Regions from separate parts of the Homo sapiens genome. Here region 2 is linked to region 1. Evidence: read pairs that join two places in POLR2A ChIA-PET (ENCODE). Cell type or tissue: Panc1. All regions are shown on one strand. Links, peaks and the distances in the headings refer to the core of each region. The heading gives the core; the rest is flanking DNA. Region 1 overlaps STRN (striatin). Region 2 has its middle 12 kb from the start of VIT.

The links. Peaks named below come from ENCODE experiments on the same cell type or tissue, not always from the same donor. Only the 100,000 strongest peaks of a DNase experiment are listed, where the experiment ranks them.
Region 2: POLR2A ChIA-PET joins it to region 1 with 8 read pairs; 2 of 35 experiments call an interaction of 5 or more read pairs at or near these places.

What each region holds. Positions count from the first base shown.
Region 1 is chr2:36,873,625-36,879,008 of GRCh38, reverse strand. STRN (striatin) reads left to right here. Exons shown (of 18, transcript NM_003162.4): 10 at 982-1,118. Among named protein-coding and RNA genes, the nearest start is that of STRN, 90 kb to the left of the region's middle. In Panc1, for the core only: no CTCF peak of the experiment used is centred there; no DNase peak of the experiment used is centred there.
Region 2 is chr2:36,681,938-36,687,321 of GRCh38, reverse strand. No RefSeq gene overlaps it. Among named protein-coding and RNA genes, the nearest start is that of VIT, 12 kb to the left of the region's middle. In Panc1, for the core only: no CTCF peak of the experiment used is centred there; no DNase peak of the experiment used is centred there; H3K27ac peaks cover 1,676 bases.

The sequences.
Region 1 (5,384 bases), core at 91-5,090:
GGCCAAATCAGGTGGATCACTTGAGGTCAGGAGTTCACGACCAGCCTGGCCAACATGGTGAAACCCCGTCTCTACTAAAAATACAAAAATTAACCAGATGTGGTGGCACGCACCTGTAATCCCAGCTACTCGGGAGGCTGAGGCAGGAGAATTTCTTGAACCCAGGAGGTGGAGGTTGCAGTGAGCCAAGATGTCACCACTGCACTCCAGCCTGGGTGACAGAACGAGACTCTGTCTCAGAAAAAAACATAAAAAAAAAGAAATAAAAAATAAAAAAAAATTTTAGATGAACTATAATATACCTACAGAAGAGTGCTGATATCATAAGGGTACAGCTCAGTGAATTGTCATCAAGATAGAATTATTACCCTCCCACGTCACCACCCCTTAGGTCAACAAGTAGAACATTACCAGGGCCCTGGAAGTCCTGTTGTTGCTTCCTTTCTTTAATCACTACCCCTCTTCTGGCCGGCAGAGGTAATCCTGACTTATAACGCCACATATAGATTTTGTCACATAAATAGGCACATTTAAGAATTTGACCCATTTTCATTTGAAATTTTCTATATTCTTCTAGGTTATAAAATTAATGAATTATATTTTGAATGAGACCAGCACTTGTACATATATTTAGTAATTAATAGAAATTGTTTAGGTAATTAACATGAAATATCAAATGAGGAAAACTTACTTTCCTATAGTCATTATTTTTCTATATAGTGAAAAGGAAAGGACAGTGGATTCTTAGATTTGTTTCATGTTTTACTTTTCTAATTAGTTGATGCCTTTACCTGTGGTTAAGATATGGAAAAAGCAATAAATTATTTAGGATTTTCTGCTCACTGAATTTTATTGTGTTTAAAAGCATTTAAAAACAATTAAGTATATACGTGCACTTATAAGAAATTTGATGCAAGCAAATGAGACTAAATGTTGGCTCCTTAGAGATTTTTTAATGTTTCCTTTGTCTTCCCTCTTCAGTGGAAGCATTGACATTTCCTCCTTCTTCTGGAAAGTCATTCATCATGGGAGCAGATGAAGCCCTTGAAAGTGAACTGGGACTTGGAGAACTAGCAGGCCTTACGGTGGCCAATGAAGCAGACTCACTAACTTATGATGTAAGTAGTAGTTTTGTTTTTGTTGTGTTTACTTGGTTTTTAAAAACAAAAACTTGGGCTGGGTGCGGTGGCTCACGCCTGTAATCCAGCACTTTGGGAGGCCGAGGTGGGCGGATCACTTGAGGTCAGGAGTTCAAAACCAGCCTGGCCAACATTGAGAAACGCTGTCTCACAGAAAATACAAAAAATTAGCCAGGCATGGCGGCAGGTGCCTATAATCCCAGCTACTAGGGGGGCTATGGCAGGAGAATTGCTTGAGCCCGGAAGGCAGAGGTTGCAGTGAGCCAACATCGCACCACTGCACTCCAGCCTGTGCAACAGAGTGAGACTCCGTCTCAAAAAAGTAAAATAAAATAAAAAGTTGATTTTATAGAAAATGAAGGCAATGGTAAAACTTCTTTACAAGTGTAGAACTTGGTTCAGTTTTCATTGCAAACTTTGAAAGATACGTAAAGAAAAACTAACATTTTTCCATAACCTAGAGATTAAAATTTTGGGCTTTACCTAAATCCATAATTGAGTATGATTTGTTTATTGGTTTTTGATAGGGGAAAGAATTCCTTTTTCCATTACCAAATTTGGATTTTGTTTTCTTTTTTAGGGCACCAGCAATTAGTTGTAATTCGTGCCTACCTAAACAATATTTGCCTTGCTTCTTTAGTACACTAGTCAATATCCTGTTGAGAAGAGATTTTAATTAGTAGTAGGCATGGATGTATACAGTGTGCTTTCCAGATGTTAAGGCTGACCCATCAGAGATTTGGACCAAAATTGAAATCTTTGTACCTTTGGGCATACATTTACTTAATTCCAAACATAATTGTTTTATAAATGTGTTTATAGGGCTGGGCACAGTGGCTCATCCCTGTAATCCCAGCACTTTGGGAGGCCAAGGCGGGTGGATCACGAGGTCAGGAGATCGGGACCATCCTGGCTCACACGGTGAAAACCCGTCTCTATTAAAAATACAAAAAAATTAGCCAGGCGTGGTGGCAGGCGCCTGTAGTCCCAACTACTCGGGAGGCTGAGGCAGGAGAATGGCGTGAACCCAGGAGGTAGAGCTTGCAGTGAGCCAAGATCTCGCCACTGTACTCCAGCCTGGGCGACAGAGCAAGACTCCGCCTCAAAAAAAAAAAAAATGTTTATAATTGCTCATCACAATAAATAATTTATTAGAAAAATAGTTGCTTATGTCATAGGTGAAGTATTTATAACCTGCCTTATTTCATTAAATTCCTCTCACTTTGATAGTTTATGATCTCTGTTGGAAAACACAATGTATCTCTTGCAGCACAGGTACCATGCAGGGGATGTAGGATGGATGCCTAAGTAAACCATAGGTACGGTAAAGAAGCACTCCAAAGAATAATGCTTACCACTCACTCCTCTTCATACAGATAAAAAAACTCCCAACCTGTTTGCTAAGCCCATTAGTAAGTCTTTTGGGTTCTACCTCCAAAGACAGTTGAAATCCGTATACTACTTTTCATTTTCTATCCTGGTCCATTTTTTTCTTAGCCAGAGCTACTACAATAACCATCTAATCTAAATGGACTCCTTGCACTCCATTCTCCACAAATATGATACAGATTTACAAAAAAAAAATTTTTTTTTTTTTTTAAGGCAGGGTCTCACTCGGTCACCCAGGCTGGAGTGCAGTGGCTTGATCTCAGCTCACTGCACCCTCCGCCCCACCGGGCTCAAATGATCCTCCCATCTCAGCCTCCCAAGTAGCTGGGACCATAGGCACGCACCATCACACCCAGGTACTTTCCTTTATTTTTGGTAGAGACAGGCTTTCGCCATATTGCTCAGACTGGTCTCAAACTCCTAAGCTCAAGCAGTTCACCTGCCTCAGCCTCCCACTAAATGCTGGGATTACAGGTGTGAACCACCATGCCTGACCTGATAAAGATTTAAAAAAAATCATTTGTAAGCCAGGCGCGGTGGCTCACGCTTGTATCCCAGCACTTTGGGAGGCCGAGGCGGGCAGATCACGAGGTCAAGAGATCGAGACCATCCTGGCTAACACAGTGAAACCCTGTCTCTACTAAAAATACAAAAAAATTAGCTGGGCATTGTGGCGGGTGCCTGTAGTCCCAGCTACTCATAAGGCTGAGGCAGGAGAATGGCGTGAACCCGGGAGGCAGAGTTTGCAGTGAGCCGAGATTGCGCCACCGCACTCCAGCGCGGGCGATAGAGCGAGACTCCCTCTCAAAAAAAAAAAAAAATCATTTCTATTTCCAATGTTTTTGTTGCCTTATATTTCATGTTTGTCTTTTTAAAACACTGTTAAGTTGATTTTTGCTTTTTTTTTGGTAATTTTTGATAACCTTTGTCTTTTAATTGGAGCATTCAATCTTTTTTTTTTTTTTTTTTTTTTTTGAGGCAGAGTCTCACTCTGCTGCCCAGGATGGAATGCAGTAGTGTGATCACAGCTCACTGTAGCCTTGACCTTCTAGGCTTAAGCCATCCTCCCACCTCAGCCTCCCAAGTAGCTGGGACCATAGGTGTGCACCACCATGCCTGGCTTTTTAATTTTTTGTATAGACGGGATCTTGCTATACTGCCCAGGCTAGTCTTGAACTGCTGGGCTCAAGCAGTCTGCCCACCTCAGCCTCACAGAGTGCTGGGATTACAGGCATGAGCCATCGTGCCTGGCTGGGGTAGATTATTTTTTATTCAACCTTCCACCTTTCTACTACTTGGAATTTCTACACTCTTTTGCTACTCTTCAGTGGGTACCCTAGAGAGTATCACATACATCTTTATCAAAATTTTCTATGCAAAGACCTTATAATGCTTTTAATTCTTAATTCCCACCCTACTTATATGTCATTCTTGTTACACATTTCTGAATATGTTTATCTTCTAAAAGAAAATTATTGTTTTGTACACTCTATACTCAGTTAGGATTATTTATTTTACATTTTACATTATCCTTTACACATTTTGCTTTTTAAAATTATTTTCTGCATGTCTGACTGTCCATCTGGGATCACTTTCTTTTCACCTGAGAACATTTAGTATTTCTCTTTAGTGAAGGTCTGTTGGTATCCAGTTCTCTCTGTGTCTTGTTTTCTGAAATATCTTTGTTTAGCCTGAGTGGGTCAACTGTTATTGCGTATTGAATTCTAGTTGGCAGAGGTGTTTTTTTTTTTTTTTTTTTTTTTAACTCTAAACATAGTATTTTACTGTCTTTGTTTTTATGTTTTCTGCTAAGGTCAACTATCATTTCTGTTGTTGGTCATTTAATGGTAGTCTGATTTTTTTCACTATTATTATCTGTGTCTATTTTTTTAGCCAAGGTTTGTTTTCCTTTTTATTTAAGTTTCTTGAAGTTCTTAAATCTTTATGGCTTGATGTATTTTCATCACTTTTGTGAAGTTCTCAGCCATTTCTCTTCGAGTACCACTCTAGCACCTCTCTCTTTCTCTTCTCTTTTTGGAACATAGTTATATGTGTGTTATACCTTCTTCCTCTTCTTCCTGTGACCTCTGTCTCCTATTCCCTTTATTTTTTTTATGATTCATCTTTCAGTTCACTAATTGTCTCTTCAGTAATCTGTAGTCAGTAGTTAAGCCTGTCTATTGAGGTCTTACAGTTTTTGCTCTTTTTTTTTTTTTTGAGACAGAGTTTTGCTTTGTCGCCCAGGCTGTAGTGCAGTGGCGCGATCTTAGCTGACTGCAAGCTCCGCCTACCGAGTTCACGCCCTTCTCCTGCCTCAGCCATCCATGTAGCTGGGACTGCAGGTGCCCGCCACCACGCCCAGCTAATTTTTTTTTTTTTTGTATTTTTAGTAGAGATGGGGTTTTCACCGTGTTAGCCAGGATGGTCTTGATCTCCTGACCTTGTGATCCACCCGCCTCAGCCTCCCAGAGTGCTGGGATTATAGGTGTGAGCCACAGCATCTGGCTGGTTTTTGCTTCTTGAATTTTTTTTTTTTTTTGAGGCGGAGTCTCGCTTTGTCGCCAGACTGGAGTGCAGTGGCGTAATCTCGGCTCACTGCAACCTCTGCCTCCCAGGTTCAAGCAATTCTCCTGCCTCAGCCTCTCGGGTAGCTGAGATTACAGGCACATGCCACCATGCCCAGCTAATTTTTGTATTCTTAGTAGAGACAGGGTTTCACCGTGTTGGTCAGGATGGTCTCAATCTCCTGACCTCATCATCCACGCACCTCAGCCTCCCAAAGTGCTGGGATTACAGGTGTGAGCCACCGCGCCTGGCCGAATTCTTTTTTTTAGATTGTTTACAGATTTCTTCCAA
Region 2 (5,384 bases), core at 226-5,225, 190 kb after region 1:
CCATGCAATCTTGATAAAATACCCTATGATCCATAAATAGCTATGCAAAATATCATTAATAATAATTATTATATAACTCATTCTAGAGATTAGAGTATTCAGGAACCAGACTTTTTGTTTTTTTAGAGACAGGGGTCTCACTATGTTGCTCAAGATGGTCTTGAACTCCTGGCCGCAAGTGATCCTCCCACCAGAATCTCCCGAAATTCTGGGATTACAGGCATGAGCCACACGGTTGCTGGCCAAGATCTTTTTCTCAGTGGTTATAGCTACCGTGGAAGAGAAGCACATAGCAAATTTTAAAGTTTCTCATGACATCCAACTACTCTGGCTGATAAATCTAAGTGAATGAGAAGCAAACAGAAGCCAGATCTTGATGGAGAGCAACACAGTGTGATGTATCTGGAGGTAAACCAAATTCCCTGCCTCATGCATAAATGAAGGGCTCATAGTGCCTTTTAAATGACAGAGAAAAAGGGACCGGGTCTCTTTACAGAAAGGCTCCCAAGAATGCCTGCACACAGCCTGGGTCACATAGATCAACATGTTTGTCATAATACTTTTGTTTTAAAGTAGAAAGAAATGGCATTTCTTTCTCACCATTTGGAAAGGTGAGTGTAGGTGACATAGGCATCTGGGCAGGGGTGGCCAGAGTGGTGGGAGTGATGCCACGGGAGGCTGGCTCTATGGGTTCCCACCAGCAGTACAATGCCCAGAACTTCTGTTTGGAAGGGCAAAATCTGAGAGCAGACGTGACTGAAATTGCATAAAAGCCATGGAAGAAATCACAAAGGAAAAGATTAGTAGATTTAACGACATTAGCATTAAAACTATAACATGGTTTTAGAAAAACAATGGACACATACACTATGAAAGAGTTATAAAGCAAATGATCAAATGGGAGCACATATTTGTAATAAGCATGGCAAATTGTTAATATTTTTAAACTATAAAAATATTTAAAAGCAGTAAGAAAACTTCAAAAGCATCACCAAATAGAAAAATATAGGCCAGTGATATGAACAATACACACACACACACACACACACTCACACACTTTAAGTGGGCAACAAATGTGGAAAAAATCATTTAACCTATGGGGACACTCAGGAAGTATAAATTAAGATGATATTAAAGCATTTATTTTCAGCTCATTGATTTGACACAGATTTTTTTAAAAATTCAATACTAGTAAGGGCGAAGATCAACATTCTCATGTATTACTCATAACAAGTGGTAAAAATTGCTACAATCTTTTCAGAAAATAATTTGGCAAGCTGTACCATGAGATGAAAAACAGTTTGACCCAATAATTCCCCTTCTAGGAATGTATCCTAAATAGAAAACCAGAGACGTGTTATGCTGTGTCTAGTCATAATACAGATAGACAGCATAGTCGATAGGCTGCATCCGCGAGCTGCAGTTTGCCCAGCCAAGAGGGACTGTAAGCCAGAAACCCTGAGCTTGGCTCTTACCTGGGGTAGGAGTGTGGGAGGGGCTTTTCCAGCACCTTGGTCACAGAGCACCCTGTTGGTTGAGCATGACCTATTGTCCTTTCGGTTGTATCCTCTAAGGTGCTGGGTTGTGCCCCAGAACCCCAGTTGTCATTGGCAGAGTGGAAAGCATCTGGAACTCCTAATAGATGAGACAGGAGTGCAAATTCTACTACATGTTACTTGAGTAATTTTGTCTTTCTGTGTCTCTGGCTTCAGAAAACAATGATAATCACAATAACTATGATATTAATCATGTTTACTGAGCATTTGCTGTATGCCAGGTACAGTTCTAAACATCTGCATCTATGAATTCATTTAATTCTCAAACAACTCTAATGAGTAGTAGTCATTTTGGAAATGAGAAAATGTAGACAGAGAGATAAAGTGACAAGGCCAGCAACACACAGCTAGGAAAATGAAGTCAGGATTTGAATGCAAGTGGCCTGTCCCCTGGCTACGCTGCCTCAGCCCCAGGTTGCTGAGAGGATCAGGACAGATAAAATATGCAAAAGACATGTTTTGAAATCATGAAGCAGGACTTGCCTGTAAGGCCTGTTTATTGCTTGCAAGGTAATAATAAACGACATAAGCTGGAGCATCTGCTTTGGCAGTGTTTGCTTTTGCTCCATAACTTCACACTTAAAAATCAGTTAAAGAAATCCTGACTAGATATAAAAATGACTATTGAAAAATCTCCCTTCCTTTGTTTTTTTTCAAGCCACAGGCTAGTTGAGAACGGACACCTTGCTGAGAAAACTAGGTAACTGAACGGCTTGGGTGATTTTATTTTTCCTATTTTCCAAGTGCTAATTTTAATGTAGACCCGAGAGTCAATTTTTTTTTTTTTTTAAGCAAAAGGAGGTTTTCTGTGGCCTGATGTGTCTAGATCTTTTTCCTTCTGCTTTGCTTATAGGCTGAAGAAGCTTAATTTAATTTGCTAGTAAGGAAAATGTTTTGCTTTCATGAGTTTTGTGATATATTAATGTATAAAAAGATTAATTAGCATAAAAGATTAATTACAAAGCACTTGAACTAAATGAACTCTAATTATGATGAAAGCCAAACATAACCACTTCATTAGTAGGACAGTGAAAATGAAAACTGCGCAGTGAATAGAGAGTGAAGTTCCCAGCTACGTGACAGGTGAACAAAGGCAGGAATACACTCCATTTCATGAAAGCCCAGAAACCTGTGGTCAGCGTCCAGCTAGGAGTCTGGTCACAGTGCAATGGCAATCTTACGCAGACCAGGATGGGCCTACTTGAATACCAAATCCCCTGATTTAGCAAAATTGTGTTTAGAGATGCTCCCAAGTATGTATTTTAAAACACTGAGCTCAGGAGGTGACTGGACTTGGTGGGTTTTGGGGTATTTATTTACCTCTTTGCTTTCTAACAGCTTCATTTCACCCCTTTTCAAGGCCACCTCTTCTTCTGTCTGCAATGACTTTCCCTAGCGGTCTAGCCCCAGTCCTCTTCTCACTCCATGTGCCCTCCTTAGTTTGTTTTATTCACTTCCATTGTTTTGAGAACTAAGTATATGTTAAATTCTTTCTAATCCTTATCTCTGGACCCTCTTGTAAGTTCCCCTAGCTATTAATGATCACCATCTTCATACCTCTGTTATGGACTTATGTTTATAATACCTGTGTTATGGACTTAGGTTTATGATACCTCTGTTATGGACTTTACGTTTGTGTCCCCTCGAAATTAATACGTTGAAGCCCTAACTCCCACTGTGATGATATTTTTAGATGGGCCTTTGGGAGGTAATTAGGTTCAGATGAGGTCATGAGGATAGAGCCCCATGATGGGATTAGTGTCCTCATAAGATGAAAGAGAGAGACATCAGAGTTCTTTCTCCATCCCTTCCCCTCCATGAACTCCTGTTTATAGCCACACAGTGAGAAGACAGCCATCTGCAAGCCAGGAAGGGGACCCTCACCAGGAACTGAATCTGCAGGCACCTTGATCTTGGACTTCCCAGCCTCCAGAATCATGAGAAATAAATTCCTGTGCTTTAAGCCACTCAGTCTATGGTGTTTTGCTACTGCAGACCAAGCTGACTAGTACAATTTTGCAGGCACTTCAAACAAAATGTCCGGGAAGGAGCTATCATCCTTCTGAATTCCCCGTCCTGATCTGTGGCAGCCCCAGCCACACAGATCTGCAGGTCAGAATCAGAGTGTTTTTACCTCTCTTGTTCTGGTCTCATCGTTTCTTTTCTTTTTTTCTTATAAATTTTTTAAATTGAGATACAATTCACATTCATAACATTTCATCTTTTTAAAGTGTACAGTTCAATGGTTTTTAGTATTTTCACAGAGTTGTGCATCTATAACCATCATCAATTCTAGAATATTTTCATGACCCCAGAAGGAGGCTCCATATCCCTTAGCCATTCTTTCAATTCCTCTGGCTGTCAGTGCTAAGCAACCACTAATCAACTTTCTGTCTCTATAGATTTGCTAATTCTAGACGTTTCACACAAAAGGCATCATACAATATTTGGTCTTTTGTGATTTGATTCTTTCATTTAGCATAGCATTTTTGAGGTTCATCCTCAAATGTTGTAACATGCACCAGTAGTTTGTTTCTTTTTATGGCTAAAAAATATGCCATCATCATCATTTCTTGCCTGGATAATTGTATAAATTCCTGACTTGTTTCTTTGCCCCAAGTCTTATCCCTTCCAGCCCATGCCCCCAACTGTTTCCAGAGGAATCTGTAAGCATAAATCTGAGTATGTCCTGCTTAAAATCTCCCAGTGGCTTTCCACTGTTTGCAGAAGGAGGTCCAAACTCCTTGGCATGCTGTACCGCTCCTAGGATGCCTTCACTGGCCTGCCCAGCCTCTTTTCCCACATCATTCTTCTATACTCATGGCGTGGCTCGGGATATCACCTCCTCTGTTCTTTCTGTGTTAACAACTTCCTGTCTTTGCAGGTGCACCTCCTCCGACGGGAGTGTCCTTTCTCCAGACTCAGCCCAGCACACTCCTCTTCGTCCTTCTGTACTTATCTGTCATCTTCTCTTTGAGTTTCCATAGGACAATTCTGTTATGGTATGTGTCACTTGCTATAATGATTTATGAATATCTGTGAACTTGAGTGCAGGAGCTAAGTTTTGCTCCTCTCGCTATCCCCAGGGCTTGGTGTAGAGCCTGGAAAACAGCTAAAACTTACTAAATGTTTATTGAATAAATAAATGATTAGAGGTAGAAAGAAGCATAATATTTTAAACATTCATGTTAGTAGTTCACCAAATAATTGACAATTTGAAAATTTCTGTCTGAGCACATGTATAATAACTGGGGCTACTAAACATCAGACTGTTCTGGGATAAAAAGAAGCAAAGCTGCCATTAACAAGAACAGATATTTTATTGCCTAGGAATGGCTTAATTTACTTATCAAGAATTTACTAGATAACTGCTGACCACTCTATTTCACTTTGACACTAATAGCTCAAGGATCTCAGTAAATAACTGGTTTGTAGAAAGAATCTGCTTTTGAATTTCAATGTGCAAGATGCCTTTAACCCATACTCAATGAATTTTGATCACGTAATTTTTTTAGTAACTGAAGGCATGATCAATAGATGTAGGTATCAAAGGGCTCCGTTGCCACACACTAAGTTTAAGAAGCCAAAGTAGAATTCCTGCTTCTTGGGAAGGAGGCAGTTGATGCTCACTGAATTGATCAATGAATATGCTATTTCTGATACTAAAGTTAATTCCATGGTTTGTGTTTGATATTTTGGGGAATGTAATAAAAGATCTCAGTTCTGTAGTGTTCATGCTCTCTTTAATTTATAGCAACAATATGAGAAGTTCCTTTTGGAATCCTGAATTGGTGATGGGATTGTAAACATTAATTGATTTGACAAACA